Linked DNA regions of Homo sapiens: region 2 is linked to region 1. The links are chromatin loops, found by intact Hi-C in ENCODE. Cell type or tissue: heart left ventricle. All regions are shown on one strand.

The links. Peaks named below come from ENCODE experiments on the same cell type or tissue, not always from the same donor. Only the 100,000 strongest peaks of a DNase experiment are listed, where the experiment ranks them.
Region 2: a loop joins it to region 1, with 2.0 times the contacts of the local background. A loop is called at or near these places in 1 of 110 quality-filtered maps.

What each region holds. Positions count from the first base shown.
Region 1 is chr16:17,432,614-17,436,613 of GRCh38, reverse strand. All of the region lies in intron 1 of XYLT1 (xylosyltransferase 1), which reads left to right. Among named protein-coding and RNA genes, the nearest start is that of XYLT1, 36 kb to the left of the region's middle. In heart left ventricle, no CTCF peak of the experiment used is centred here; no DNase peak of the experiment used is centred here; H3K27ac peaks cover 396 bases.
Region 2 is chr16:17,311,607-17,315,606 of GRCh38, reverse strand. The region is part of intron 2 of XYLT1 (xylosyltransferase 1); the gene reads left to right. Among named protein-coding and RNA genes, the nearest start is that of XYLT1, 160 kb to the left of the region's middle. In heart left ventricle, no CTCF peak of the experiment used is centred here; a DNase peak (open chromatin) is centred at 2,326; H3K27ac peaks cover 1,439 bases.

The DNA.
Region 1 (4,000 bases):
GCTTTCCATTTTTATAGAATGACCTCGTTCCCAACCCGTAGCTTAAAAGCTGAATGTGATTGCAGTAGCTTTAAATAAGATGATCAAATTCAGTTTCACCAATGCTGCCTGGGCCCATACTATGTGCCATCCACGCCCCTACTATGTGCCAGCCACGGTGGTAGTGCTGAGATCAGACCACAGCAAACTCCTGAAAGCAAGGCGATATCATGGCAATGAGTGGGGACTCTGGAGCCAGACAGCCTTGGTTCAAATCCCTTTACCCCTTCCTGTCTGTATGACCTTGGGCAAGTCACTTCATCTCTCTGGGCCTTGACATGCTCATCTCTTAGACCGTGTAATTGTCTTTTCTCACACTGCTAATAAAGACATACCCGAGACTGAGTAATTTATAAAGGAAAGAGATTTAATTGACTCGAAGTTCTAACATGGCTGGGGAGGCCGCACAATCATGGCAGAAGGCGAACGAGGAGCAAAGTCATGTCTTACTTGATGGCAGGTAAGAGAGCATGTGCAGGGGAACTCCCATTTATTAAACCATCAGATCTCATGAGACTTATTCCCTACCATGAGAACAGGATGGGGGAAACGGCCCCCATGATTCAGTTATCTCCACCTGGCCCCGCCCTTGGCATGTGGGGATTATTACAATTCAAGGTGAGATTTGGGTGGGGACACAGCCAAACCATATCAGTGGAGACATTACTACTACTTCCTGCCTTTAGTTGGAAGTAAATAAAGTCATGCATTCTTCATGCCTCCTATAGTACATACAAATTCTTCAGTAACTGCACAACATCTACCCCAGCTGCTCACGGGTGATGTAAGATGAAAATAAAGTCAATGAGAGAATCCTTGGAGGATTCAGCCCTGGAGAGAGGGCACCAGGTCTTTAGTATACCAGGTTCCCTTTGGCCACCTGCTGGAGCCTGGCACATAGTAGGAACTTTGTAGATGTCGGTTGAATCAATGAAGACTCCTTAGACTTTTTTTTTTCCTTCTCATCAGGAAGCATTTACCTTCACAAGCTCTGAGGCCCAACTTAGATGTAACCAAACCCACAGCCACCTTCAGGCAGGGACAGAGCCTGAAATAGCCCAAAGGGCCCTCATCACGTACACTTCTTCGTTTACTGCAGCTGCCGTTGCCTTTTTTAAAAACTTGCTTGTGTCGTAGAAGAAAGTGACCAGATAATGGATTGCTGGGTTCTTGTAGGGGGTGAGGGGACAGTGTGCCTTGGTAAAAGAAGGTTCCAGAAGGCCAAATGGCTTTCCTTTAGCTTTATGTGGGGCTCTGAGGCCCGCTGTCAGCCCCTTTCCATGCATTTCTGCTTTGGAGTCTATTTATGTGAAAAGTCAGTGAATGGAGAGTTCTGTGCGTGCTTCCAGGACAGATCCCAGGAGGAAGGAAATGGTTCTTAATGTACTGACACTTCAGCCTGGTGTAACCCCTGACTCTTGCATATGGTGCGTGCCACGCCGGACCTGAACCATGTACGCAGAAGGCATCTTACAGGCATCTCTGCCTTGTTGCCTGGGAAGTAAGTGGCCTGTCCAGCCCTGCCAAGAAAGAGCCAGCTAGGAAAGATGAACTAAGGTGTGTGCCATGAGTGCATGGGCCAAGCGTCACTGAGCACCTCCTGTGAGCTAAGCATGCTTTCTTCTTTCATCTGCATTAAAACTCCACACCTGTGTTGTTGGGATTGCTAATTCCATTCTTCTTCTTCTTCTTTTTTTTTTTTTCTTAGAGACAGGGTCTCGCTCTGTTGCCCAAGCTAGAGTGCAGTGGTGCAGTCATAGCTCACTATAGCCCTGAACTCCTGAACTGAAGAGACCCTCCCACATCAGCCTCCCAAGTAGCTGGGGCTACAGATGTGTGCTACCACACCTGGCTAATTTTGTAATTATCAGTATTATTTTTGTAGAAATGGGGTCTTGCTATGTTACCCAGGCTGGTCTCGAACTCCTGGCCTCAAGTGATCCTTCTGCCTTGGCCTCCCCAAGTTTTGGGATTACAGGCATGAGCCATTGTGCCTGGCCCCATTGTTTTTTTAAATGATTAACTTGAGGGTTACAGAGAACTGGCTTATTCAGGGTTGCTAAGCCTGATCTGTTTTGTTTATAGCTCACTTTTCTTAATAATTGTTTTGTTTTCAGAAATGACAAGTAATGCATCTTCATCATTGCATACTTACGAAAGACAGAAAGGCATTGTGTGGATAACAGACTTTCTCTGGCTGTTGCCAGAAGGAAGAGGGATGTGGAGCGAGGTGGTTCCTGGAAGGAAATCCTGTAATTTACTAGCAGGTGATGACACGCTTGTCACCACCTTCTTTGTGGATGGGACATGCTTCATTCTGACCCTTCCCAGAACTTTTCCCAAAACATCATTTGACATTGATGATGATGGAGGCAATCTGCAAAGGTTGGTTCCAGGGCAGAGGCGGGAGTTTCTGAGCCAGAGTGGGTCATTCCCATGCTGTCCACTTAGATAAAGCCCTGGCTTAGAAAACCCCAAACACACTGAAGTGGATACTGTAATGGGATTTATGCAATACTCTATTAAGGGCAAACCCAGTCCCATAAATACATGCCCGAAATTCAATCTGCCAAATGAAACGTTAAAGGCGCCAAATGGATTTCTCGAAAGGATCAGAGCTAAGATGTAGTTTGCCTGCTCTTGATAAGCTTATCCAGCCTTGCCGCTAGGAATGAAGGAAAAAAAAGCGGGGGTGGGGGAACAGAGTTAAGGATTTTACTGTATTCTCCAGTATCTTAGATATTTTCTTTTTCAATGAAAGGGGAGAAGGAGATTATCAGGCCTCTGGCTGTGAAGCTAGTGTTCCTGATTCAAATACCTTTGAGGCTATAGAGGAAATGCTGTTAAGTCCCTCGCTGGAGCCCAAATTCCATTCTTCAGACCCCAAAGCCTCCTCGGCGGGGTTCCTTCTGTACCTGGTAGGCTCAACTACCCAGCACCCAGATGACCAGGGTCATGGCTGGACCCACTTGTGGGCCATCCCAAGTCCTAGTTTCTAGCCCCAAGTTCTGTCTTTGACCCTGAGCTGGCTGCTACCATCATGCGTGTTTGTGGATTCTGAAGTGGGCTGGGGGAAGATGGCCACTGCAGACACTGTGGATCATTCTAGGCAACCCTTCCCGACCGTGCTTCCTTACTTTTTATGATTCTCCCATCTGCTGGAAATATTGTTTTTCCCAAAAAGGGGATGTTGCAATAGCTCAACATTTCTTAAGATTTTCTTTCTCCATCTGGAGGCAAGCCAAAGGTATATCACTAGAGTTTTCATTTCCTTCCAAGCACATGGGAGTTTTTTCTGCCATCAGAGTGTGACCTCAAAAGAGTCACTTTTCGGGGTGATAGCATGGTTCAAAAGACATGGCTTGTTGGGTGGGCATGGGAGTTTTGGGCGTGGCTGCATGTGGGGCGAGGTGAATTTGGCTCTCCACTTAGCAAGTTTTCTCTTCCTTTTTTTTTCTAACACAGCTGATGGGCTGAGCCTTTGTCATCATTACCGTCACTCCTGATTCCCATTCTCCTCAGGGCTTAGGTCTTTGGAAGCTCCTGGGCTGGGATTGGGTTGGGATTGGAGGCTGTGGGTTTGGAGGCATCTTCGAGGGCACTGCCCGTCTCTGCCCGAGTGATGCTCTGACCACAGATGAATTCATCGTTCACTGTAAAAATCAAATACGTGGCCCTTGCGTGTTTTTTTTTCCTCTTTTGACAAGACAATTGATGTGCCATCTCCAGCGTATCTGCTTGGGTCGGAAGACTTGCTTTAGCCTCCTCTAGAACAACCAGCGTGTCTTTGGGTTTATTGCAGTCTACAGGATCTCTATGTTATTTAAGGACTAGAGAGGTGAGCGATGAAAAAGGGAAAGATATAATGGGAACCATTTTTTTAAACAACTTTATTGAGATGTGATTTACATACTGTAAAATTTACACATTTCAAGGGTTCTATGCAATAATTTTTAGTAAA
Region 2 (4,000 bases), 120 kb after region 1:
GGGAATAGACTTATCTTTGACTTCCTAGAATAATAGACATCCTGGTAGAGAGACGGGACAAAACCAACAACCAACACATAGGTACAGTGTTACAATAACGATCTGCTGTGACTAGTGCTGAGATAGAAGCAGAAGATTCTAGAATTGAGAGTTAGGGGAGCGAGAATTCTCTACTTGTGATAGGGGTTTGGGAAATGGCTCTCCAGGAAACTGACATTTCAGCTGAGATGCAAAGGATGAGGCTGGGGAGAAGAACATGCCAGTAGGGGGAAGAACATGTGCAAATGCACAAGGTGACAAAGAGCATCCACAAGGCAGGAGATAGATGGAGACCAGGGTAGCTGGAGGGAGGGAAAGAGAAATGAGTTTGGGTTGAATGGAGAGGCAGGTTCAGGACATGCTGAGCTTTGTAAGTCAGTCCTAGGAAGGAGAATGGATTTTCTCCTAAGGACTTGCCTGGCTTTTTTCTGTAGTCTCTAAATCTTCCTCCCTCCTTCTGCCTTTTCCCCAGGTGGGCCATCCCCAGCATAGCTCCCAGAGCTGCTCTTTTAAATCATGAGTCAGATGAAGTCTTGACTCTGCGAATAACCCGCCACGTGGCTCCTCATGCCTCTTTCAGTATAAGCCAAGGCCTGACCTTGGCCCACCAGGCTGCATTTGACCTGGGTACCTCTCACCTCTCTACTTTATCACCTCCGCCACCTACACACCTGCCTGACAAACTCGTACCAGGACTGAACTTTTCTCTTTTTCTTTGGCTAAGCTTCTAGCTGTCAAGTTGTATATGAGTTATATAATACAAAGCATCCCTTTTTGCTTTGGCCACCAGGGAGCTCAGAGCCTCATCTAATGTTAATCATAATTATTCTGTTAGCTTTGGTTTGTCAAGTTTCTCCTCTATCACTTTGATTATTGATTTTTCTCTCACTAGTGTAGTGGTTTTCTTGTTTCTGTGTCTTTCATCACAGGCCTTTCTTTCCTGGAATGGGAGGGGATAGATAATAATTTGGTTTCGCATGTTGCTCTCAGCTGATTGTGCATACATTTTCACCCAGTATGCGTTCTCTTGGATAGCAGATGGATGGATGGCTGCCATTCATGGAGGAGCAATTGGTGGGAGTCAGAGAGGTACTTCTCATGCTCCAAGGGAAGCCTGTAGTGCATATTCTAGGACCTGGAATCTAGTGGTTTCTAGAGGGCTCTAAAAAAATGACTGACTCGGCAACGTGCAGCGGGGTGGGCTGACTAAGCACTTTTCCTCCCTCTCTGCAGCACCCCAAGGGTGCTGTTTTGTGGGTGATGAGTGGGCCTGGGGAGGCTCCTGAAGTCAGGGCCCACCAGGTTCCCTGCTGGGGAGCCAGTGACGTGTTAACTTAAGGGCCACACACAAGGGGCCTGTTGCTTCTAATCTTTCTCTAGGATCTCCTGATCTTGAGATTTTGGAGCTCCTGAAATGATTTCTGGACAAGAGTCGACTTTAGAATTCAAAGCTAGTAACTAGTGAGTCGACAAGTTTGGTTTGGCCTGCAGAGTGTCTTAAAACAATTGAGTTCTAATGTTCTTTTGGCTGGACAGACCCTCTCCAGTGTCCTGACCCTCCCAGGGTGGATTGATTTATCACTGATGACCTTGACACATGGCTGAGGCCTGGCCTGTCTGAGGCAACTGCATTTTGAATCTCTGGACAGAATAGAAATAAAAGCCCCTTAATTATATCCCCTTATTCCCATTCTCCCTGTAGGTTCATAGTTTGGGCTGGATCCTTCCAGCCTAATCCACACTTTTCAGCTGAGGATACTGAGTCTTGGAGAGGTTAACAGATGAGGCTGTTTCTTGGGTCCTAACCACAGTCGCTCCATGTCTGGGCAGAACCACTCCCAATGCTATCATGGATTCCTATGAACTTTTTTTTTTTTTTAATGGTTTGGATGTTTTCCCCTCTAATGAAAGGAAACCTTTTCTTGCCTAAGTTACACAGACAGCATTATAGCAGCATCAATGCTGTTGAAGGAAAGAATTCACCCACAGTCCCACGGATCTGGCTAGAAACCAAGCTGTGTGCATGGGTCTAAGCAGTCCCTGTCCACATGCATAGATCATCTCCACATATTTCTAAGCACAGGGAACATTCCCTTCCAAGGAGCCCAACACTCCATAAAAGTCAGCAGGAAAGGGGGGCCTTGTCTGGTAGGTCGCTGGCTGCCAAGGCTGGCTTGTGTGGGAGGCCTTTTTTGGTGGTGTTACAGCTTTACTGGATGTCCTGTCTGTCCCCTTCTCTCTCCCTCCTCCAGCCCCAGCAGCCAGGGGCCTGGAGGTTGGCGGAGGGCTGAGCAGCCCAGCTTCCTGCTTCCTGGCCTCACAAGCAGGCCTCTGTGAAGTTGCCAGGGCTCCAGGGGCAGGGGCTGAGGCTCAGAACTGCAGATTTTTGTCTAGTTCTGGTGTTGGCAGGCAGCCCAGGCCAGTCCCGAGAACATCACCAGACCAGAAACCTGAGAGCAGATGAGGCAGACAGGCACACCTTTGAGCTGGGATAGAGACTATCCAGGAGCCAACAAGGCTGGGGATCTGTGGCCATGGCCCTGGGCGGACATGCCCTCTCTCCCAGCTTCCCTGCTCAGCCCCGGCCAGGGGGAGCTTTTCCAAGAGGATCCGGTTCTTTGGGATGGGTCTGGAACCTACATTTGACACCTAGAAGTCCTTTTCAAATATGAGTACCCTCAGAAACATCTCTGATCCATGAGCGAGTTTGCACTAGTTACCAGAACTTGCCGGAGAAGTAACACTGCATAGTAGCTTAGAGCTAGATTCCCTGAATTCGAGCTCCTTGGACAAGTCACTTTATTCTGTCTTTATTCTGTCTGTGCTTCAGTTTTCCCATCTGCAAAATGGGATAATAGGATTGCTGTGAAGATTAAACAGTAAATAGAATCACGGATACACACATGAGTATGTTGAAAATGGGTGAAAACAAAAACAAAATCTGCAGTCCCGTTAACAGTATTGTACTGATGTGAATTGCCTGGTTTTAATATTGCACTGCAGTTACATAAGATGTCACCATTGGGGGAAGCTGGGTGAGGGAGTGCAGAACTCTGCTATCTTGGCAACCTCCTGTGAGTCTATAATTATTATTTTTTTAAGTTAGAAAGAAAAACATGTTAATGCGGGTAAGGCCCTGAGACAAGACCCCATACATGGTAAGCGCTACAGGAATGCCAGCCCTGATGATCATGAGGATTTCAGGGATGTTTCATTGAGTCCTTCACAGTACTATGCCAGCAGGGATCTTACAGGTAACAGGAGGCAGAACTTCTGTGATCTCCAGGCCCTACCCTTCCCCTGGATCTCCCTCCTACCTGGCCTGAGCTCTGGGCACAGCAGATGAGTCACCCCCTGGGCGTGCCTGGCTTCACGCCTGCTTCATTTGGCTTGGGCAGTGCTGTGTGTCTAGAACGCCCCTCTTCCTCTTGTCTGTCGGCAAGCTCTTTTTCATCCTCCAGCTCACACCTTGACTCTTCTAGAAGGCCTTTCTGGGCCTCAGACCTCTGCTTAAACCCCCATTGATATGGTTTGGTTGTGTCCCCACCCAAATCTCATCTTGAATTGTAGCTCCTATAATTCCCTCCCTCCATGGAGGGACCCAGTGGGAGATAACTGAATCATCGGGGCAGTTTCCCCTATATTGTTCTCATTGTAGTGAATAAGTCTCATGAGATCTGATGGTTTTATAAGGGGAAACCCCTTTTGCTTGGCTCTCATTTTCCTTTTGCCTGCTGCCATGTAAGACGTGCCTTTTGCCTTCCACCATGATTGTGCGGCCTCCCCAGCCACTTGGAACTGTGAGTTCATTAAACTTATTTTTCTTAATAAATTACCCAGTCTCGGGCATGCCTTTATCAGCAGTGTGAAAACAGACTAATACACACAAGGGGGAAAGGAAACTTTTTACTGCCTAAGTTGCACAAACAGCATGAAATCAGCATCAACGTTGTTGAAGAAG